Regions from separate parts of the Mus musculus genome. Here region 2 is linked to region 1. A link is a loop called in an ENCODE intact Hi-C map of the cell type or tissue named here. Cell type or tissue: left cerebral cortex. All regions are shown on one strand. Links, peaks and the distances in the headings refer to the core of each region. The heading gives the core; the rest is flanking DNA.

What was found. A loop is a pair of places that touch in the nucleus more often than their neighbours do. Peaks named below come from ENCODE experiments on the same cell type or tissue, not always from the same donor. Only the 100,000 strongest peaks of a DNase experiment are listed, where the experiment ranks them.
Region 2: a loop joins it to region 1, with 5 times the contacts of the local background. A loop is called at or near these places in 9 of 42 quality-filtered maps.

Annotation. Positions count from the first base shown.
Region 1 is chr4:115,933,560-115,944,924 of GRCm38, reverse strand. Dmbx1 (diencephalon/mesencephalon homeobox 1) reads left to right here and starts at 4,999. Exons shown (of 5, transcript NM_001025567.1): 1 at 4,999-5,040. In left cerebral cortex, for the core only: no CTCF peak of the experiment used is centred there; DNase peaks (open chromatin) are centred at 5,339, 5,824, 5,945, 6,618 and 1 more place.
Region 2 is chr4:115,054,403-115,065,767 of GRCm38, reverse strand. Tal1 (T cell acute lymphocytic leukemia 1) reads right to left here and starts at 7,957. Exons shown (of 5, transcript NM_001287388.1): 1 at 7,897-7,957; 2 at 6,102-6,249; 3 at 2,192-2,638; 4 at 1,005-1,099. The coding sequence starts at 2,637. Gm33786 (a long non-coding RNA gene) reads left to right here and starts at 6,458. Exons shown (of 2, transcript XR_376559.3): 1 at 6,458-7,711; 2 at 7,859-8,146. Gm52674 (a long non-coding RNA gene) reads left to right here and starts at 10,187. Exons shown (of 3, transcript XR_003955097.1): 1 at 10,187-10,675. In left cerebral cortex, for the core only: no CTCF peak of the experiment used is centred there; DNase peaks (open chromatin) are centred at 7,377, 7,655, 8,481, 8,706 and 3 more places; H3K4me3 peaks cover 3,977 bases; H3K27ac peaks cover 2,261 bases.

The DNA.
Region 1 (11,365 bases), core at 1,668-9,667:
CTACCTTCTACCTCTCTGACTTCTGCCTGAACGGCTCAGAAGTGTCTGCTCCATAGTCCCCACTTGGCATTAGATGGATGCGATTAGCTGCCACTCCACCATTCCCACAGGAGGTATTCTGGGGCAAAGTGGGCAGAGGAAACTTGGTACTCAAAAGTAGTACAGGGTACCCTTGCATGGAAATATATAGGGGTTTCGAACTCTTGTTGATGGAGGTTGAAGGAGTAAAGACAGACACATTTAGGGAGACTGATGGGTTTAAGAAGTTCCAGAGGAAGGGAGGGAATTCTGATCGTACGGGAGATCAGGTTGGGAGGCAGGGATGGGCAGGAGTTTCAGGGAGATTTGGAGAGCTCTGGAGGTGGGTGAGGTAGAGCAGGGAGCAGTTTAACCACGAAGGAAGACCACTGGCAACTGTGGGTGTGTGTGTGTGTGTGTGTGTGTGTGTGTGTGTGTGTGTGTGTGTGTTGAGGGGGTTATTTGGGATGGAAAAGCCTGGAGGACACAGGAGAATCTTTAGCACCAGGGGCAGTGGCTTGTCGAAGGGAGGGGACAGAGCAGGTAGCTGCCCCGCGCTGGGATTGGGAAGTGGGGGTGAAGGGGTAGGGAGGCCTGTTTAAGCGGCGGCCGCGCTAATAACCTGTCCAGGAGATGGCTCGTGGCAAATTGCTTTGTTAGTCTTGTCAGCGCGGCCAGGGCCGCCGTCAGCGCGCGCCATGGATCAAGATGATGAATCGCCGTGGATGGCGCAGATGCGGGCGGCCCGCGGCCGGGCCCGGGGGTTGGGGTGGGCTGTGGAGGGGGGCCGCAGGGGGCCCGGCCACCGCCATTAACTCCCGAATTAGCTCTAAGCCGCCCACCACCTAGCCACTGCCCTGGGGAGCGCGGGGCCGTAGGGGCGGGAGCGAGCCCGAGATACAGAGAGGCTGCTCGCGCTCGCTTGCACACCCTGAACCTGGACCCCAGCCTCCAGAATTCTGACTCCTCTGGATGCTCCTGGATTCCTTTGAATGCACCCCCCCCCCAGTGGGATAGAACCTCCAGTCAGCCGTGCGAGTCTGCCTCCGTTGTAGCCCTGTGTTAGGCTTTTTAGGGTAACCTTTGCTAACTAGCTACATCCCACGAACTACTCCCAACTACTCCAAACCCCCGATGTAGTGAGCAGATGGGATGGGAGGAGGTCTGAGCTGCAGTTCTCTTTCAGTGTGTGTGTGTGTGTGTGTGTGTGTGTGTGTGTGTGTGTGTGTTCGGATGGCCTGTGGGGGGAGCGGGTTTTTGAGGTTGTCGTTGCTACTCTACATCCAGGAGCCCAGAGATCGCAGATAAGAGTTTAGGGGGACTTGGGCCCCTCAATTTACTTCAACAAAGACACCTAGTATCCCTGGAGTCCTTGGAAACCTGTAGGGACTCACTTCTCCCAGTTCCTGAATGGTCTCATTCCTTGACCACCCCTTCTTGGTTTAATTTAGAAACATCCCCCATACATACATGTATACTTAAGCAGAACCTACATGTTCACATATGTATATATCGAAACACACTTTGTGTATAAATGGGTATATATTCATAATATACAACAGGTTAAAGAATTGAGCAAACACATAAGCAATGCAACACCTACTGTCTCCTCCCCACCCGACCCCTGAAGCCAGGTCACTTTGTTGGGGGTGGGTCCTAGTTTTTCCCGGCATTCCTTTCTCTTAAGCTCTTTGAAGGTGTCTCAGCCACAGCCTGGGGCAGGTGGGTGGGTGGGTGAGGAGGCTAAGAGGAGCAGACTTGGGAGGAAGGTCCTGAGCCATTTTTATTCCTCAGTTTCTGTCTAGACAGTGACATTTTTGAAGTGCCTTTGTTAACCCAGCAGGACCCCCCACATTGTGGCTTGCCAAGTTTCTCACTACTCCAGGTCTCCCTAAAAGGCGCAGCCCCCTTCCCCAGCCTTACTCTCTTTCCCTGAGTTTCTATCTGAGCAGTTGAGCTCATCTGGAATTTTGTATCTCCTCTTCCCAATCCACAATAAACTCAGGAGCCAGGACCTGGGCTACAATGTCTGTGGAAACCAGGGTGGAGGGTGGGAATGTGATGGAGTGACAGCAGCTCCCTCTGTCCTTGGTCTCCCCTTGTATGAAAGCCCTTTGAAGGTAAGTCTAGCCTGGCACTGTGGGCTTCTCCAGGTGTCTGGAATTTTGAGTTGCATGAGGCTTAGCTTGTTTAATGAGAATGATACTGGCTACTTAGCCACTGTAGTGGCTATTCCTGTTCCTGGTTGTCAACTTGACTCTATCTGGAATGAACTACAGCCCAGAATTGGAAGGTTCACCAGTGATCTTAATCTGGAGACTGGGAGATACAAGTTTCTGACCTGGATCTTGGCATGGAGATCTTGGGGCATAGTGGCTATGAATTCCAGAAGATTAAGACCGGGAGATCTCTAAATTCAAGGTCACCTGGGATTAAAGGCGTGGTGGCACACACATTTAATCTGGGTTACACCTTCTGCTGGAGGCCTGCATAAGGACACTGGAAGAAGGAAGATTGACTCTCTTTTCATCCACTGATTGCCTTGTGGGACTGAGCAACTGCTAGATCCTTGGACTTCCCTTCACAGCTGTTGCTGACCATTGTTGGGAGTTGGACTGCAGACTGTAAGTCACCAACAAATTCCTTTACTATATAGAGACTACCCATAAGTCCTGTGACTCTAGAGAACCCTGACTAACACAGACCTGGGATGACTGAACGGATGGAGGTCTTGGCAGCCTGGGGTAAGAAGAATAGGAAGGGGAATTGGAGTTTGTGGCAAACAGATCCTTCCAGAAGCAGGTGCCTGGTTGGGTCCTATGCTCATCACTTGCAGCCTGCAGCACGGAATCTGTGGTATCCTCAACCACTTTGTCCTCCTCAGCACAGAGCCATTACCCTTCAGCTTGCCCAGTGGTCCCCTGTTCTGTCCAAGGAGGGGAGCTAGGGCAGGGTGAGTATAGCTGGGTCACTGAATAAAGACAGAAGACACTTGCCTCACTAGAACAAGGTTTCTCATTGGATGGGGGAGGGGAAGTACTATTTCTGGCCTAATCAAGTAGTATGCACTTGTGCCCAGAGTTGTGTGACAGAATAAGTATATATGTGTGTGCAAAGCTCTATGGTTTTCTTCAGGATGATCTATGTGCGTGTGTGTGTGTGTGTGTGTGTGTGTGTGTGTGTGTGTGTGTGAAGGGCAGGTGGGTGGAGGTACAGTGGCAATCTTGATTACCTAAGCCAAAGAGGCAGGCCTTCACTCCCCTCCCTCTCCTTCTCTCCTCTCCCCTTCTGCACTAGTCCGAGATCCCTGAAGAGAAATTAAAAGGTTATTTAAAGCCCCCGCCTCCGCTTTTTTTGTCCCTTTAAATCGAGCCTAAACGGTTTTGCTTTGGCAGAAGAAATCTTTTCTGGAGCATTGAGGTGGGGGGTGGGGGATCCTGGTGGGAGAGAAGGGTCTAAGCAGCCTAATCCTCTTATGCCCCCCCTCCCTTTCTTTGGAGCCTCCTCCCCCTCCCCTCAGGCGCCCTGCCTCTAACTCTGGGTTGAAGATCGGTCCAACCTCTAAATCTGCTGGTGGCTCCCTCTGTTCCACCAAGGCCAACATTTCTGGCCCTCTCAACTCAGCCTGGGATTTAAAAATCTACTGTTAAGTATGGCAACCTCCGCCATGCCTTAACCCCCAAGAAAATAAACAGCCCACTTCCTCAGAGCTAGGCCAGAGAGTTTGCTTGTAGACCTGAGCAATGTCAGAACTAGGATCCAGCTGCCTGTCTGTCCAGACACCTGGATTACACTTGACCCGAAAAAATCACACAAGGCTTCTTTACCAACACACAAAGAAAATCCCACAGTTACACATGGACTGTGGTTACATGAGCACCAGTAACAAAGACACAACACATTCTAGTCCCAGCCACTGAGGCCAAAGACACCTTGCACAGAGTACTGACCACACAAGCATAGAACACACACCCTTCTCTCCAGGTACCACTGTCGTATAGACACAGCCTTCCAGGCTTCCACAGAGTCATGGCCACAGTAGCCAATCTTGCACTACAAGGTTCCCACATTAACGGGGACACCTGACCCCTTGGCACACACCTCAGACACACAAGGCCTTCTCTGGTTCCACAGCCTCCTGCATAACGACCTCTTCCTATGAATCAGTTGCACCTGGAAGGAGAAGGAGGCTGACAAGAACCTCAAACCCTATCCAGGGATTTTTCCGCTTTGTGAATCATTGCTCTCTCTCTCTCTCTCTCTCTCTCTCTCTCTCTCTCTCTCTCTCTCTCTTTCTCTTTCTCTCTCCCTCTCCCGCGGAGACAGAGACAGGTGCATGTGTGTTGTATGTGCACGAAGAAGTGAGTTCGGCAGACTCAGCCTCCCAACTCTCTCCAAGAGCATCCTGCTGTCGGAAGTTCCACCCTGTATGGGTTGAGCTTGGGTGGTGAGTACTGAGTGCAGGTTGTGTTCGTGCGGGTGTTGTGGTACCAGAAGTGTTTGTGTGTGTGTGTGTGTGTGTGTGTGTGTGCGCGCGCGCTTGCGCTTGCGGTTGCTTAAGCATGCAGTTGCCCAGTTCAACCTTGTTGTGACAGCTGGGGAGGGAGACAAAGCCCTCCTTAAGCCATCGCAGAGCACCCCAAGGTCAAGGGAGACCAGGTAGACCTAGGTGAAGGTTTCTCAGTACTCCTCAACTCCGTAGGGATTGACCTGCGGCTTTACCGCCCAAGATCCAGAGCCAGCAATGACGGAACGATATTCTCGGGGAAATGATGGACGCTGCCGGGGTCCCTAGTTCCTCTAAAGGTTTGACCCGGGCTGCCTAGGCCTTGAGCTGCGTAGATGTTCCAGAGGGGCTGGGCGGGGCCGGGGCGAGAGTGGCGTGTGATTGGCAGCCACAGGGGCCAGTAGGGAGCGCGCGGCCCCGCGCCTTGCGCCCGGGAAACGCGGTTTAAAACTCCAGCTCCAGCCCGGACGCGCGTAGATGGCAGCGGCAGCGGCGGCGCGGGCCAAGGAGACCAGGTGCGAGCGGGCGGGGCTGGCGGGGTGCAGCCAGGAGCGGCCTGGGACCCGGCGGGACTGGGAGGGCTCGGGCGGTCAGCTCCGGGGACCTTCTCCTCGTTTGCGGTCCTGTAGTCTGGGAGTCGGTGGGCGGATCGGAAAGTTTGAAGAGGGTGAGAGACTTGGAAGGCGACAGACACTTAAGCCTTAGGGGAGACGAGATCCGAGGCAGGAGGAGGGAGCTCCATGGGGAGAAAGAGGGAGCGGAGCGATCCCCAGGGTCGGACACGAAGCCAGGGCGACAGAAGGAAAGAACTAGAAATTCCGAGGCAGAAAGGAGGGCAAGTCGTGGGTAGAAAAGCGCTGAGGCGGAGACGGAAGCCTCGGCCGGCGAGACGCAGGCACCCGCAGAGAACGCTTCGGATCCGTCACGGTTTTGCCTCATTTGGAAGATATTACTTCGCCCCTGAAAAAAAATAAATACAAAAAAGGTTTGGATATTAAGCGGAGACAAATCCTTTTTCAGTTTGGAAGGGGGCGGCGGGTGGGGGGTGGGTAGTCAGGGTAATGCAGAGCAGATGCGCCCCGAGGCGTCACGCAGCCCGCGGCCCAGGCTGGAGAGGGGGCGCGGTCCTCCGCCCAGGTTCCTTGCCCGGGATCCCGCAGGGCCACCTACACCTCCCAGCGTCCCTATTCCCGAGTACCCCGCAATACTGGGATTTAGCTCAGAATTCATCCTTTCTGGCTACCTAGGGCTCCTTGTCTCCTGGGATTGCGACTTTACACGAATTATTTGGCCGGGGTGGTTTGGCGCTTAGCCTGCCTCTGCCCTCGTAGACACGACCTCAGGTTAGGATCTTTCAGGTGGGTTTTTGGTCCGCAACGGCCTTAGTTCTCTGGAATTCGTTTGGCCTCCCACGGCCTGTTTTGGCGTGGAGCTGGCGTGGAGCGGGCGAACTCCAGCAGGGAATTCAGGCTGGGGCGGCGTTTGGGAGGCAGGGATCAAAAAATGAAGGGCTCTGCCAGGGTCTCTCCTCTCTGGGCCTCTCATTCCGGTGGCCATAACCCATCTTGGACGGCGACAAGCTAGGGCCTCTAATGGACCTTTCTGGATCTTGGCTGAAGTTTCTTAAGTTCCCAGACCCTGATCAGGGGCCTCCAAGGCCCGGGCGGTGCCTTTAGAGCACTTAGGGGGAAAACATCTTCTTCCTCAAATTCCTATCAATCTGGGGACCAAATCCTGGTAGGGGGCTGAGGGCTCTCGGTGGTGCAGTTGTGTAGTGACTTGTCGGAGAAACCAAGGCTAGGCTCTGGGAGAATTGTATCTAGAGGCCGGGCCTTTCGCCTTTCCCTTTTTGGGAACATTCCAAAGCTGGGAATCCGCGGGGCCTCTAGTGTAGCCTCAGCGAGGGTTCTGCCTGGGGCGGTAGAAGGACTTTTTCGTTTTAGAAAAAAGCGGACGGACGGGAGGCCAGGGGTCTTCTGGACTAGTACTGGTTTTCTGTAGGCAACTTGGGTTTGGGGACGTCGCAGAGAGCTGAGGGCTTTACTTACTGGATAGGCCTTGGGGCAAACAGGCTGTTTTCGCACCACTGAGGTTGCAGGCGTAGTTGTGGAAATTGTAGAATCTCCCGGTCTGTCCTCGCGAAGGTGGGAGTGGGAGACGTGTCATTTTCTTCTTTTGTGCCGTGCCAGGGATCCTGTGCGTCGCAGGCGGGTTGGCTCTCTCTATAGGGCGCTGGCCAAGGAAATTCTGTGGCCTATCCGTTTTAAGTGGGTTGCAGTGAGCTCTGTTTTCAGTTTTCTTTCCTTTTCTTTTTCTTTTTATTTATTTTTTGAATCCGCGCTTCATTTTCTTGCATATCTAGGTTTTAGAAGGGGGAAGGCACTCTCCCCTAAAGATAAGTTTCTATTACCCTTCTTCCCTAACCAGCTGTGCTTATGTATGTGGGTGGGTGGTCAGGGGGGAAAAAGTAAAATTTGCTGCCTAGTGAGAGCAAATTATCCAGATAATTTGCTCCAATTTCTCTCCTCTACGTTGGAGTCTTTGGATAAGAAGCAAAGCACCGCAACTCAGGACGGGATGGTCACCTTACCTCATCCCGTCAGGCCTCAGGGGCACAGACTCCTGCAAGGACGCAGGAACTTGGTTGCACAGTCGAAAGTGGAACTGAAGGGCAAAGGTTCGAAGAATTGGAAACCCGTCCCAGGCGAAGGCCAAATGAAAGTGAGCTTTAGGATGGCTCTGTTGGCTCAGGGGTCAGTTTCCTGGGCTACGGGTGAGTGCTTGTGGGACCCCTTGATAATCCTCTCTGTTATTTTCAAGTTACTATGATTCCACATGGTAGCAAAATTCACTGCTTAAAATAGGTAACTGGAGTTAGGCTTGTGGTCTGAACACACAGAGACTGAGCTGGGAGGGGGGTTTCCACCGAACCTCTGGCTGGCATGCTAGATCTGAAATGAGTACTGGGCCCTGGCTTTGGCTGAGGATATTTTGGTGCCTGGGATGTTGGGGAGCGACAGATCCACAGATCCGGAAGGATTGCTGGGGCTCCTAGCAGACTTTGAAAGCAAGAGGAAAACTAGATCCAGTTGCTGCAGCAATCCCACTCCCCAAATAACGTAGTGCTCCCCCCCCCACTTCCCTGTATTAGAAAGGGGTTAGTCTACATTGACTGCCACACCGAGTGGAACTCCTGGCTTATAGTGACCTGGCACACTGAAGTCACACAGGCAGAAAGATCTAGACACAAATTCTCAGTATCCCCTGGTAGACACAGTCACACACTCCCAGGTTAAGCCTTCACCGACACTCGCAGATAACCCGTGGGGCGACTGGGCACAGAGAGACAGCCCGGACTTGGGACCTCACCTTGACAGCCCAAGGGCATCGGAGCCTAACTTTTTGTCCGCCCTCCATTTCTGTCTTTCTCCGGAGCCTGGCAGAGGCACCCTACCCTTCTACCCAGCCATAGTCCTGGAGGAGGCACTCTCCGCCTTGCCCGAGTTCCCATTCCACACCCCCTCCTCCCTGGCTCAGTCCCTTCCCCACGTCCCGCTCGGCCGCCCCGCGGTGCCCATGTAAATGACAGCAATAAATATCTAATCAAGGCCGCGGGCGACGCCACGGCCATTAGGAGCGGGCAGGCTGGCGAAGTGGGAGGGGTGATGAGGAGCTTTGGGTTGTGTTGTGTTCTGGCCTCCAAATTCCTCCTGCTTTGAGTACCCCTCATCCCTGACCTTGAGCGAGTCTCCGTTTCACCTCCTGTCAAAGGGTACTTACTGTGCTGGGTTCTCCTCCCGCTGCCCTCCCCCCCTCGGTTTGATTATCCGTCTGGTTTTCCAACACTTCATTTGGTTGAGCTGGGGTCCTCCTGCCTGGTTGTCAATATGAGTCGGCAGAACCCTCATTCCAGCTTTAGCCCAGTTTCTGTAAGCAAAAGGAAGAGCGGCCCTAGCTGCCCGGTCAGCACACTTGGCTTTTTCCTGTCGCGGTCACTCCCGCCTCTGTTTAACGGCTCTAAGCGCGCCGCAACCATATGCCCTTAGGTCACCGGAGCTCACTCGATCTCCAACCCCCATCTAAGCGCCATCGCCCCAGCTGTCAGGGTTTGGCTGCCGACTGGTCCATCCCAACAGGAATCTGCGTGCAGTGCGGGAATCGCGTGCTGGGTACTAGCACCACAGACCCTTGCCGCGAATCCCCACCAGATGTCTTGAGTTACCTTCTCCAAGAGGGTATTCTACAGTCAGGAGAACCTTCTCCACAGAGAGACTCTACAGTGACTGCTCTGGGTCTTGGGTCTGCATGATGCCAGAGCGGCCCGGCCCACGCCTGCGGTACTCCCCGGTCTGGGCAAACCCGTCGAGCCCAGCAGTCTTTTCTGCCCAGGAACAGCGGGATATCTGACCCGGTCCTCGGTTCCAACACAGTCGTGCCATGCCCCTGGTCTCCCGCTCTCTTTGCCTCTTTGAGAGAGGACACAGGAAGCACAGAGTCAAGCAGTTATCTCTAGACCTGGAGTTACTCGCAGAGACTGAGGTCAAGTCTGCCAACCCGCCCTCAAGAGCGGAAGCTTGACCATAATTGAGAACACCAAAACGTCAGTAAATCTCTCTCTCTCTCTCTCTCTCTCTCTCTCTCTCTCTCTCTCTCTCTCTCTCTCTCTCTCTCTCTCTCATTTTCCCTCCCACAGTCGCATTTCGCTGTTTCTTTTCTTTTTTAAATTTCAGCCGTCCGACTTCTTAGCACCCTAAACATTAAGGACCTCAGAAAATCGAGGACTGTAGGCAAAAGGGCCTCTCACAGTCTCGGCCCATTAGCCTGTGGGGGGCTAATTACCCCAATTAGCGGCTGATTTATAATTAATGGCTCGGACCGAGGAATAATTGGATGTTAATGGATAACAGTGTGTGTAGGGAACTTTAAGAGACTGAGCTTCTCTGGGGGCAGCAGGCTAGGTCATCCTGAGACACATCCCCATCCTTCTCCTGCCTCCACCCCCTGAGCGGAGAGGGCTGGTCAGGGTTTCCTTTGAGCAATTTTCTGGTGCAGCGTGCCTGAACCTCTCCTGCCCTGACCCTGCTAAAGCCATACCTCAATCCCACATGTGTGCTTTTTTGGCTCCAACTCCAGGATCACTTTGGAGGCTGCTCCACAGTGAGGATGGCTGGGATCCCGCTACCTCAACAGCAACGGCCAGAAGGTGGCTTGATGTTTATCTGGTGGGGACTGTGGATTTTCCCTGCTGGGGTGGGACAAGGAGGAGCCAGGCCACCAGTTCACTGCTCTGAGCTCCAAGTTCTTCTCCTGCCTGTCTCAGCTGTTTCCTCTCACACGAGCATCCACGCAGCTATAACGCCTATATAACCTGAACCTTCACACTGCAACTCACCACACGGAAATGCACTGTAGGCCAAACAGTGGCTCCACGTTTATTTGTGGAATCGATGCCAGATACTCCCTGTGTTGCATTCTGGGAACCAAGTACCAGCTGGGGAATTCAGACCTTGAGATAGAGGGAACTCATATTGGCCAGACTTAGAACTCTGATGAATATTGAGTTCACATTGTGGAGTCAAATTTCTTGGATTCCACATTGCTTAAGCTGCTTAGCTATGTGGCTTTGGGCAGGCAGGTGATCTCACCTCTCTGTATCTTGGCTTTTTTTTTTTTTTAATCAGTAAGTGGGAATTACAATGTTGTAGTGAGGATTCAAAAACATGTATGTAAACTTCTGAGCTACTGAGCTCCTCCAGGGGTTGACAGGCCAGGTTGCCTTAAGCCCTATCTCCCACCCCCGAACCCCCAACTCTCTCTACTTGTAGAGAGTATTATATAACTTGTATCAACAGGTATCTACAAGCATGGTTGGTAAAACTTGTGATTATTTGGTAGACACAGGCAAATGGGAAACTATATAATTTGTTGAAGTAAAGTTGTGACAGAAATGTAAAGAGGTCACCCGACTCTACCTAGAGCATTGGAGAGGCGTCCTGGAGAAGGAAGGTTACTAAACCTAATATGAAGAAGGACCATGAGTTCTCAAGTGATGCTGATGAGGAGACAATATTCCCAGAGGAGCAGGAGGCAATGGCATAGTGGCTTTGGGGAACAATCCCTCCTTGGCTGGCGGTAGGGTAATGGTGCAGTGGGCTAGTGAGGAGCAGCGGAGAATTTGAATATGCTTTTCAAGAAAAATCTGGCCTTGACTGGTTCCAGAGATGACTGAGAGATGGACAATAGAAATAAGATGAAATGTTTACTAAAGGGTTAGTGGTGCAAAGGCGATGACACGGGGAGTGAGGGTCTGAGGGAAGTGACTGTGCCCCAGACCTCCAAGCTCTTACACAAAAGAAGCAAATGACACCACACTTCTGGCCATTACCTCTTACCTCTCTCTTTAGGTTGTCTCCTTGGCTACTCCCTGTGGTCTTAGCCACACTGATTCATGAGTTGCCCCCATTTCCTAGTGGGAAACGTAGTGGGGAAGAATCATGTGCCTGGTAAGGAAAAGATGGGGCTGGTCCCAGGGCTTCCACCACCTTTGAGTACCTGATTTAGATTTTAAAAATTGGGGCGCTGGGAAGGTTCGCAATGACAGATCTGGGGATCACTGAGCTCCTACAAAGCAAAAAACATCTGAGGAGTAACTGGAATGTCTCAGTGCCAAACCTATACCCAGATGTTGTGCCTGAGGGTCTTTGGGCTGGGTAGGCAGGGGCTCCACATGCAGCTTATCATATGCTCATTGCTGGTTCCTCCAAACTGAGAACTAAGGACATATGTGCGAATGGGGCAGTTACTGGGGTCACACTCAGCTGTTTCAGTTTCTAAGCAGTC
Region 2 (11,365 bases), core at 1,526-9,525, 880 kb after region 1:
AGGCTGTGGATGAGTCCCAGAACTCCTATGCGGAGAAGATCTCAGTGTTGGCTGGACACAACTTTACTGTTCCCTGACAGCTTTCTGACAGGCAGAGAAAGAGGCGTGAGAAGCATCTACTGCAGAACCTATCAGGAGCTGGAGAACCCTCTCTCATCTAGAAGCACCCACCAGTGGATCTTCCTCTTAGTTCTATGTCTGTACTCTGGGCTGTTGTGGTTCCTGGTGTCTCTTCTGTATTGTCAGAATCAGCCCCTTCCTCTCTAGAATCTTCTTTAGAAGCCCAAGTTCCACACATACACCCTCGAAAGGCTCCCAGCCTTGGTCCCAGCTCTCTACATGCCTCAACACACTTCCTCCTGGGGCCCCAGACAGACAACAGCACTTAGAATCCCCACATTTGGCCAGAGTCCCTCAGCCTGCAGAAACCACCCTCCTGCCCAGACACCAACAAGTTAACTTTGGGAGTAGGTAGGGCTCTAAATTTCCACTCATCCAAGCCAAAGAATATTCAACGAATGCTGAGTCCCCCTAGGTGTGTGTGTGTGTGTGTGTGTGTGTGTGTGTGTGTGTGTTTCCCCTGTGGCACTATAAGCCACTCTTGGTCTCAGACCAGACTGGAAGAGTGATGGAGGGGTCTCATAATAGAGAGAGCTGGCAAAAAAAAAAAAAAAAAACCATTAATGGGCACGAGTATAGTCAGAAATTCAAGATGCAGTTGAGGGACTTTCTGTGGGTCAGTCATTGGCACTGGGGACATGAAATATTTCTACCCTTCCTGGATCCTTGACAAAGTGCAGGGAGCAAGCCTAAAGTGAGAACTACCCGTGGCTGACTCTACAGGTGTGGCTTAAGTGCCAGTCCTAATTCGCCTCCAGGGTGAAGACTTCTGGCAGTTTGGAGTTCCAAGCCAGCATTTTCAACTCTGTGAGATCACCTCACTGCCTCTGTGCTCTCCTCTGCAGATGGTTCTAACCAGTGACAAGGGACAGGTGCAGACTCACCATCAGAAATCTCCATCTCATATGGGGAGGGCCTCCTCTTCACCCGGTTGTTGTTGGTGAACATGGGGAAGGCATCCGGTTCCCCAAAGAACCCACTATGGAAAGAGAAGGTAGATCACAATGAGGTTAAAGACAAAAAGACTCCTTAGATGGATTCTCCCTGTGTGTCTTCAGTCCCCTCCTGCTAAGGCACCCCCTGCTCCTGCACACTTAAAATGCAGATTGAATTGAGTATGCATGCATTCACAGAAGCGAAGAGGGTGAATATATGGAACAATACATAAATGGGAGGGGCAAGGCGGCGTATTCCTGTGCTGAAGTACACACACACACACACACACACACACACACACACACACACACACACACAAAATCTCCTTCAATCCTGGTAGACCTTTGCTCAGAGACAAGTACCTACACAGGACAACACGTGAGGGATGGAAGTGCTAGTAGAGAACTCCCACACCACAAAGGGTCTCACATTGTCCCCTCAGACCTCACCGACCATCACTCTCTGATCACAGATCGGCACCACCCCCCACCTCCCACTCACCAACCCTTGACAGCGCTCCCTACTGCTCTACCATCGTGTTGTCCTATAATTCTTTCCTACCGCCTGTCCTACACTCTGCTGGCCATTCAGCTTCCCTCACCACAGGGCCCAGCAAGGAGACCAACCACGCAGGTAAGGGACAGAAGGATTAGGAGCGGATGACAGTGTCGCTCACTGCATCCTAGCAGAGGCTGAGAAGAGCTGCCCTCAGCAACGGCCTTAGATCTTTCTCTCCAGCCTGTCCACCCACCGCGGCAGCTTCCTGAAGAGTTCACCCTTTGTGGCGAACCTCACCTCTGCTGCAGAGGGGCATTCAGACACTGGCCCAGAACTCATATTAAAGAATCCCGCCTACTCAACAGTAGTCAGCAACCTCTGCAGCTTTTTACACTCACCCACAGACCCGCACCCTCAACAGTGCAGGCGACCACCCCCGGTTTCTACACAACTGTCGTCCCCTGACCACCGGTCCTTCCTGACAGTCTGTCTCACAGGGGACCCCTTTCCCACTAGCGGGAGGGTTGCGGGAGAGACTCTGGTCTCTGGGCTCGTTCCTCTTGGAATCTTAAGCCACCACCCCCTCCTCTCGACCCTCGCCTGCACCCAGAACGCCGCAGGGGACCGGGATGCTCACCTGCCTAGTGAGGCGAGCGGCTGGCTAAGGCTATAGAGCAGCGCTCGGCCGGGGCCGGCAGGGGCTGCCAGCGCGGGCGGGCTCAGCTGCACCATGCGGCCGTCTCCAGGCAGCTCTGCAGGAGCCGAGGCGGGCGCGGGCGCCGGGGCGGGTCCGGGAGGTCTGCACAGCTCGGTGGTGGGCACCCGAAGGCGAGCTTCGGCTGCTACTGCGTCGCGGCCCTTTAAGTCCCTCGCGGCACCGCCCCCACTGGCAGGGCCGCCCCCCGCGCCGCTGCGCGCTCCTAGCTCGATGACGGGGGGCTCAGCCGGGGCTGCGCGGCTCGTCTCCTTGGCGACGCCGTTGAGCAGGACTAGGTGCGGGGGGGCCATGCGGGCCTCGGCCGCGTCCTGTCCCTCTAGTTGCGGGTCACTGCGTGCCGCCTCGCTCGGCGGCCGCTCCGTCATCCTGTAACAGGGTAAGGGGCAGAGAGGAGATCACGCACTGAAACCTGAAAAGCGGACAGGACAAACTCAGCACCACGTGGACGCACACCCCAACCCTGCTGGCGTGAAGGCCCGCAGGCCTGGAGCTGGAGCAATGTGGGGGTGTCTCTAGATTGGAAGAAAAGGGTGGGACAAGCCCGGAAGGCACAGTGTCCAAGGGTAGGAATTGTGCTGGAGAAAGATGGCAGAAACCTTGGGAGAAAAGGAATACAGGCAGAGAGACAAAAATCGACGGGAAAAAGGAGGAAGGAAATGCACAGAGAAGAGAAAGATCACCCAGTCCCTCCTTCTTAGGCCACAGGGGAAGGGGAGGGAACTAATCCCCCGAGCAAGCGTGTCCTTCCCGCCCCCCTTTTGGTTTTGGCGGGGAATCTGTCCAGTGCTATAGGAACCCTCTCCCGATCTACTGCTACACACATGCGCTGCAAATATACACCCAGAAAGACTATGGTGGTGAAGTAGGGTGTGGAAGCTGCAAGAACTCTGCTCTATTCAACCAAGGATGTCAGAAATATTCCCGGCCAAGAGGAAAGCAGCCTACACTAAGCAAACCCACCGTTGTATTCTGCAAGTAGCTACCCTATCATAAGAAAGGGAGTCAAGGACTGAAGCTAATCCTGGATTCTGGTCCTACTACCCTTCACACTCCACCCCATTCTGCTCAGCTGGACTCTTAAGACTTGGGAAAGTGCTCCAGAAGTCACTAGAATCTGGGCTCCCCTCCTGATGGAGAAAATATAAAGAAAGCTCTTCCTTGAATTATTCCAATGAAGTGTCCTCTTCCCCCCCACACACACACACCATACACCTTGGTATTCTCAATACACAGAACTCGGATCTCACTGGGTTTTTTTTTTATAGATTTAATATGCAAAAATTATATATATACATATATATGTATATGTATACACACACACACACACACACACACACACACACACTGTGGCTGCCTTCAGACACACTAGGAGAGGGCATCAGATCCCATTACAGATGGTTCTGAGCCACCATGTGGTTGTTGGGAATTGAACTCAGGACCTCTGGAAGAATAGTCAGTGCTCTTAACCAGTGAGCCATCTCTCCAGTCGTGGATCTCACTGTTTTACTGTCTCACATGGACCCTGGAGCCCAGAAAATTCCTAGGCTCCAACCATACTCCCCAGATGAGCATATCCACTCTATTTCCCATCAGTTTGAGAGTTCTTGCATCACCTGGCTTCGTTCAGATGGCATCTGACCCAGCAACAGGCCAGACACACAATCTATAAGACTCCAAAGTTGGATGATACTTGTGAGTTGTTTTAATTTTAAAAATAGAAATACAATGAACTCATCAGTTGTGGGGGCACATGCTTATAAATGCAGCCCTGAGAAGGGGGTTAAAGAATCCTGAGTTTGAAGTTAGCCTGGGCTACACATGATCCTATCTCATATATATACTCATATGTGTGTGTGTGTATTATGTGCATATACACACAGTATAGACACATATATAACCACCTTAATAGGCTTTATAAATCACATTGCTGCTCCCAAGATTAGATAATTGGGTTATTTTGTTGTATTGTAATTTTTATTACTTTACCATTTATTTATTTGTATATAAAGGTACATATGCCACAGTCATAAATGTTGAAGTTAGAGGACAATTTTCATGAAGTAGTGATTTCCTTTCACCTGGGCCTTGGGGATCAAACTAAAGCTGTCGGGATCAACAGCAACAATTTAACCCACTGAGTCAATTCACTAGCCCAAAATGGGGTGTTTTAAAACAGAAAATCAATACAAAAATGTGACACTAACCACCGACATGGAGCACACATAGAGGACCTTTTTGGCCACTACACTGCTCTGGACCAGAGTTATCTGGGAAACTGATTCCCTCCTCTTACGAAAAGGAAATTGGACCTTCTTCATCCTTCTCCAAAACTCAGGTGTACAGCCAGACACAAAATGGGAACCAAGGATTGCAATTCAGGCAACACTGGATGTTCGGGGATTAGCCCAGTCAGGAAACAACAAATCTCCCAACACTTGTTACACACAAGCTGCAAAGCCAATATGGGTCTGTAATGCTTCACTGAGATTGAATTCACAATTAGAGTGGAGACAAAAGGTCTATATACAGAGAATACCTCAACCACCGGAAATGAACCAGAAGTATAGTAGCCATCCTGACTTCCCTCCCTGCTAGTGAAGTGCATCAGAAATAAACCAGCTTCTGGTGAAATACACAAGCCAGAGACGCTGTCCTCCTACCTTGAGGCACACCATCTGTGTGCTTTCAATGACCAGTTGTTTTAGTCCCAGCTTCTAAATGACAAACATACACTACAGTAACTGAGCCAGAGCTCCCCTCTGACTCCCTGATCAATTCTGCTGCAATGACTGAATCAGGTTCCCAATGGCCAAAGGGGACACATATTCTAGATGAGTTGACCCTCCAGATGCTATAAATATCCAAGGCTTCCAGTAGAATTCTCCATGCTCAGCTCCTGGACCTCAGGTAAACCTCCTAAGACCAGGATCACACACAACCCCACCCCCACCCGCACAGCAGCCCAGGGGTTAACACTAACAGCTTTTATGCAATTGTTTTTATTAAGGGAGAATGGGAAAGGGAGGGGGCTCAGGCTAGACAGGAGCACTCGACCATCCCAGCTCTTTGTGCTTCCCGAGACCCAGGTTACAGCCTCAACCTCATCTTCACCTTCCAGTTGCCCCAGCCAGCAGGTGACAATACACCTGAAAAGGGGAACCAGAAAGCTCCTTTCTGGGAGGCACTGCATCTTCTCCAGCAACTCCTAATGCCCCAAATCATAGCTTGGAGATTTTTTTTAATCCACTTATTTTTAAAAGAAATAGTGTTGGCCTTAGACTTGGCTGGCCTCCCATCCCTCCACACTCATATGCGCAAGACACAGTGGAGAAACACAAAGCCTGCACCAAAACCTAATCCGCCAGTGAGCAATGCACTATCTCTGCCACCACTCGAGTGGAAATGCGTTCCAGCACAGCTTCTTAGGCCTTAGGCCTTAGTAGGGTGGCTTTGGCTGCTTTTATTCGTGCCTGGAGCTCCTGCGCCATCCGGATATAGCCACAATAAAGTTACCGGCCTTGTGAAATGTGCTCGGAACCGGGACCATGGGAGCGGCCTGGAGGACATAATCCAACCAGCTTGTTTTATCCAAGGCCGGAAAAAGGAAAGAGCCCTGCTGGAGGCCTGAGGCAGCTTAGTGGCAGTCAGATCCCGGGTTCTTAGTCTAGGTTGGTTCTCCCACCCCCACCCCCACCCCCACCAATCTTCTCAGTTCTAAGTCGTCTCCCCCCCCCCGCCCCCCAGTTCACAACCCAGAATACTGTTGTTTCCACAGACATTACCCCCCTTCCTCCACCCACCCCACCCCAGACTCCAGGCCGCAACTAACCTGGGGCATATTTAGAGAGACCTACTCGGCTGGTTAGGACCTCCACTCCTCCGCTGGAGAGGGGTCGAGGTAGGACCCCGAAGCTGGGTTTCCCGGCTCTCGCTGAGAGACCAGCAGTTACTTAGCTTGCCGTGAGGTCCTGCGCGGTCTGCCGCGCCCAAAGCGAGTTTCCAGGAAAGATGGGGGTGGAGAGAAAGAGGGAGGGCGAGAGAGAAAATGGGGGGTCAATGACTGGGAATTACCTCGTGTGCCCCGCCATCCCAAAGAATAGCAAATGGCTTTCCGCCTCCAACTTGCAGGTGTTTGGAGCCCACCCTCCCCCAAACACATCCCGAATTAAAAAAAGAAAAAGAAGAAGAACCTTACACCTGACCAATCAGGAATAACTACTTAGTCCAACAACAACAGCCTCTCCGGCAGGCTGCCCAGAACGTGTTCGAACCCTCTAACGGATCTGTCTAATTCAGTATGGCCGAATTTGTTTTCTAAGCATGGACGTCTCTATGCGGGTTGCCCCCACAACCTTAGCCCAGGCTTAGCCAGAGCAGGAAGATGTAATTCTCTATTTGACGAGGGTGGAGAGAACGGGATGGAAAAACAAAAACAAAAACAAAAACAACAACAACAACAACAACAAAAACCCAAGAGTTTTCAGGCCCTGGCTGCTGGGTCAGAACCTGGGAGCCCTGGTCCCATACTCCTCATGACCCCATCTTTCAAGTTCCTGCCCAGGACAAGGCAGAACCTGTTTCCAAAGATCCTATTTCCCTTGCAGGGATGAAAGGGAGAGAGAGAGAGCTCTATCTGTTTTAGCTGGGTCCCTTGTTTTCTTTCTAATGGATGCAGAGATATAAAGGAAGGTATTTCACCATTTCTTCCACCACCTTTGCAAAAGATTTTCGACTTTCGGGGTTTTGACTGGCAGTAGATGAGAGTTAACTCTTACACCTCTTATACTGTTTCGCAGCGATAAACAAAGCAAAAGGAAAGACGGGCCAAAGCAGACCGACGCCACTTCCAAGAGCGGTAGCTGGATTTCGTTTGCTTTTATTTTTCGCCTCCTTTTTTTTTTTTAATTGTTTTGCCTGAGATGTCCACCGCCCAATGGCACATCGAAGTCTTGGGTTAATTGCGAAGGCTTCCTTCTCTCCGCTGCGGCTTTGGCGGAAGCTCAGAACTGCCTCCTCCCTGGCTTTCAATTCAGTGCGGGAGGTTTTCTTTCTCCTTGCTAATCCAGAGAAGGAGGGAAGAGGAGGGGAGACGCGGGGAATACACTCGTTCCCGTTGTTACTTGAGGCTAATGTTTGTTTTATGGAGTGACTCTTTATTCTGACTACCTCTTCATTTTCTTTCCCTACCCCAAACCTGGCAAGTTAGGGGAAAAAAAAAAAAAGCAGCTAGGGAGGGGCCTAAGACAGGACAGGACTGCTTTGTTCTCCCTCCAAAGAAGCTAAAGGGTAGAACTGGTGAGCTTTTTGTTCGATTGTTTTAATTAAAAGCGGATATTAAGGGTGATGGTGATGATGACGAAGGTATTAACAATCGCAGTAAAAGGGGAAAACGCGATCCTTCTTGTCCAGCTAAGGTGGCCCTGAAGCGGTCCTTCCAACGTAAGTGGACTCCAAGGGCAGCTAACCTGCTAGGGGGTCTGACTGGACCGGGATGGGAAAGGGACTGAGAAAATGTCCCCCGGGACGATCCCGAGGACCCCCACCCCTGGCACCAGACCTGGAAAATGTGCCCATTGTCTTTCCCAGCCTCTCCCAACCACCGCGGACGCACCCGCGAAACTGACCAGAAATAGGCGAAACCCAGGGGCAGCGCGAATCCAGGCCTGGCGCTGCGGGCGGGAAGACGCTGGCCTCAGCGAGCGCGGCTCATCTTCCAGATTAGAAGATTCCCCCCGCACACACCAGGGGACCCCCGCAACACCAAGGCACAGACAGCCTCCGGACAGAGCTGCCGCCCACTGGGCTCTGTCCGCCCATCCGAGCCAACACTGGCTCCCGAATACATCATAATTTGGAATAAAATGTGAAATCCCACTCCCCGCCCCCATGCTGACGCCCCCACCAGCGCCTCGATCTCTCGCTCGCCCTCCCCCCACTCCCGCCCCCAGCGATTTGCAAACGCACCTCTAAAGGACACAGGCACACAGGCATAGGACTCTTGTTGGACAGGACCACACATGGTCCAGGCCCAGAGGAGGGAAGCAGATGAACACGAGCTAGCTCTGTCCCACAAGCCGGTGTAGGCAGACCGGCATACTGTCCAACATGACACAGCGACATCAGTCACACGCAAACGCTCACAGACACACAACCTCACAGGGTGAGGATCACACCCGCCCGACATAACGAAACCAGCCTAACACTTTGTCCAAGGCCACACACTGCGATACACCAGACCGACCTTGTGGAGAAAAGAAACAGGGCAATTTACATACAACGAATAAAACGCAGAGAGGTCGGAATCTCCACACCCAGACAGCGCAGGGTTTCACACTCCCGCACACGACCTATCGCCAAAAGCCCACGCGGGGAGTAGCCACCGCAGCCTGCCGCTCACGCAAGCACTCTCAACCCGGCCGCCCGCACACACCGCCCAGAAGCAATGGAAGCCGCCAGCGCCTTGCGCTTTTCTGTCTATTGCGCAAGGGGAAAAGGGGAAGGAAGGAAGAGAGTCTCCCCGGCGGGAGGGGCAGCGGAGGGGCGTCGTGGAAAGTGCCCCCCGGGAAGAGACGGGGGAGAGGGAGCCGAGGCTGGAGTGCGCATGGGGAAAGACGGAGGAAACGGACGGGCAATTCCACGGGAGGCGACTGTCTCCCGGCCCTGGGAAGAAGGCCGGGACGCTCACGTTTTGCGCCTTGGGGGTGTGCGTGGCCATGTTGGGCAGCCCCCGCCCGCGCCTCGCCGCGCGCTCTAATCCCGCTCCCGCCCGCGGCCTCGTTAGCGCCGGCCGTGTGCGCCGCCGAGATAAGGAGCCGCCTCGGGCCCGCCCGCCCCCGATAAGCGCCTCGGCCATTATGGGCCAAATGATTCATTTTAATTTGGCAATTTCTCCGGAGGGAGCGGGGACGGGTTGCGGCGCTGGGATGGCCCAGGAATGCGCAGAGGAGAGGGCTGAGCGCTCACGTTGGGACCCGGCGGGTTCCGCCCGTTCCCCACCCCTGGCCCCTCGGGATTCCCGCTCCCTACAAACAACCCGACTCGGATCTCCGCCTCCCAGATGCTCGTTCAGCGGCTTTGGCCGTTGTCTAGCCTCTTAAGACCACCGTGTCTCCCGACCCATTCCCAACCAACCCTCCCTTCTTCATTCTTTCTCCTGTCTTCTCCAAAGCCAGAGTGTCTGTTTCTCCTTTTTCCGTATCTCAACACCCAGTTCCTCGCTGACCCTCATCAGCACAGGCCCCTGACCGCTCTAAAACTGGAATTGCTCAAAGATAAAAGACTCTATAGGGGGACAGAACAGATATCAATAGAGAGATGAAAATGCCCCTTAAGCTTGGTTTCAGGATGAAAGCAGAACACCCCCCCACCCATCCCCAAGCCCCCATGTTCCTTAACACACTCTTTAATCTTAGTACATTGTTTCTTTGCACTATACAGTTTGATTTTCCTTAAATATCCCTAAGGACTGGAGTTTGAGGGCTTGCCAATCTTGTGCAAGGCCAAGGACTCAATTCTCAGCACTGCAAAAATAAAAATAAGCAGGTGTATAAATGAGAAAATTCTAAATTAGCTCTTTTCTTTCTCTTTTTGGTTTTTGTTGTTTTGTTTGAGATAGGGTTTGTCTGTGTAGCCTTGGCTGTCCTGGAACTCTTTCTGTAGACCAGGCTGTCTTCGAACTTAGGGATCCACCTGTCTCTGCCTCTGGAATGCTGGGATTAAAGGCATGCACCACCACACCCGGTTTCGTAATGCTTTTATTTTTTATTTTTTAAATACCATACAATTGGATATCATTAGGGCACCTTTGAATAATAGTGTGCTTTAGTGATACTTTTCCCCCTTCATCCAACTTCTCCCCATTGGTGCTTTTATTATTCCTAATTTATAGGTGAGAAAACAGTGGGGGGAGGGGGTGACAGGGCTGTGTCAATAACTCAATATTAAATTTCTAGTGAGGGACAGAAGCCTGATTTGAAAGAAGTTTGACATTGAAGCCCATAGGTACATTGTAGGAACCCAATGGGCTGAGGAGTATCTGGGTTTTTCTTTCTATGATGGTGGAAACTGGCTGTTGTAATCCAAAAGATAAGGGCAAAAATAGCAGAATTCTTGGCCAGTTTGGGCTATGTGAGTGAGACCATGGTGGACACATGGTGGTGTTTGGGAGGCAGAGGGAGGTGGACACCCACGAATTCAAAGACAGCCTGGTATAGAGAGCCAGGTCAGCCACCAGCCACGGGTTCATAGTGAAACCCTGCCTTGAAGCAGAAGAGAAGAAAAGAAGAAAAAGATAGTAAGAGCAGTTAAGGAAGACCAGAGTGACTACCTTCTGGTCAGAAAAGGACCAACTCACAGCTGTGGTTGCCTGCTCAGGATCAAGCCAGTCAAGATTCTAGCCAGAAGGTAGGTGTATGTGTGTGTGTGTGTGTGTGTGGGGGTGTTCATGAGCCTTCACCGCTAACTGAAGAGCTATTGACAGTTGAACACTTCTTGAGAAGGGGAATCATTTTTAAGGGTGTGGTCCCTGGTTTTGCCTGTATTAATGTCTATGTACTGTATCCAGAGACTAGAAGAAGGCAGACACATTAGCTCCTCTGAAACAGGAGTTTGTGAGCTACCATATAGACACTGGAAATCAAATCCAGGTCCTCCAGAAGAGCAACCAATGCTCTTAACCACTGAGCCATCTCTCTAGCCTCTCTGTAGATTTAAAAAAAAAAAAAAAAAGACATCAGGATAGGAGGAGATGAGGGGTAATAGGAGGTGAATATGATCAAAATTCATTTTATAAAATACTCAAAGAATAAACGCACATACCTTTAATCCCAGCTCTCATTGAGGCAGGCAGGCAGATCCTTTGAGTTAGAGGCCAGCCTAATCTACATATGGAGTTTCAGGACAGCCAAGACTACACAGAGAAACCCTTTCTCAAAAAGCCTAAATGAATAATAATAATATTTTAAATGCCAAAGTTTCATATACATGAGAAATAATATAAAAAGTGGGTGGTAGGGAGCTAATAAGATATCATAGGCATTTGTCTGGTTGCCATACAGAAATTAAGAATGTTAAAGGAAAGTAGGGGGCAAAGAG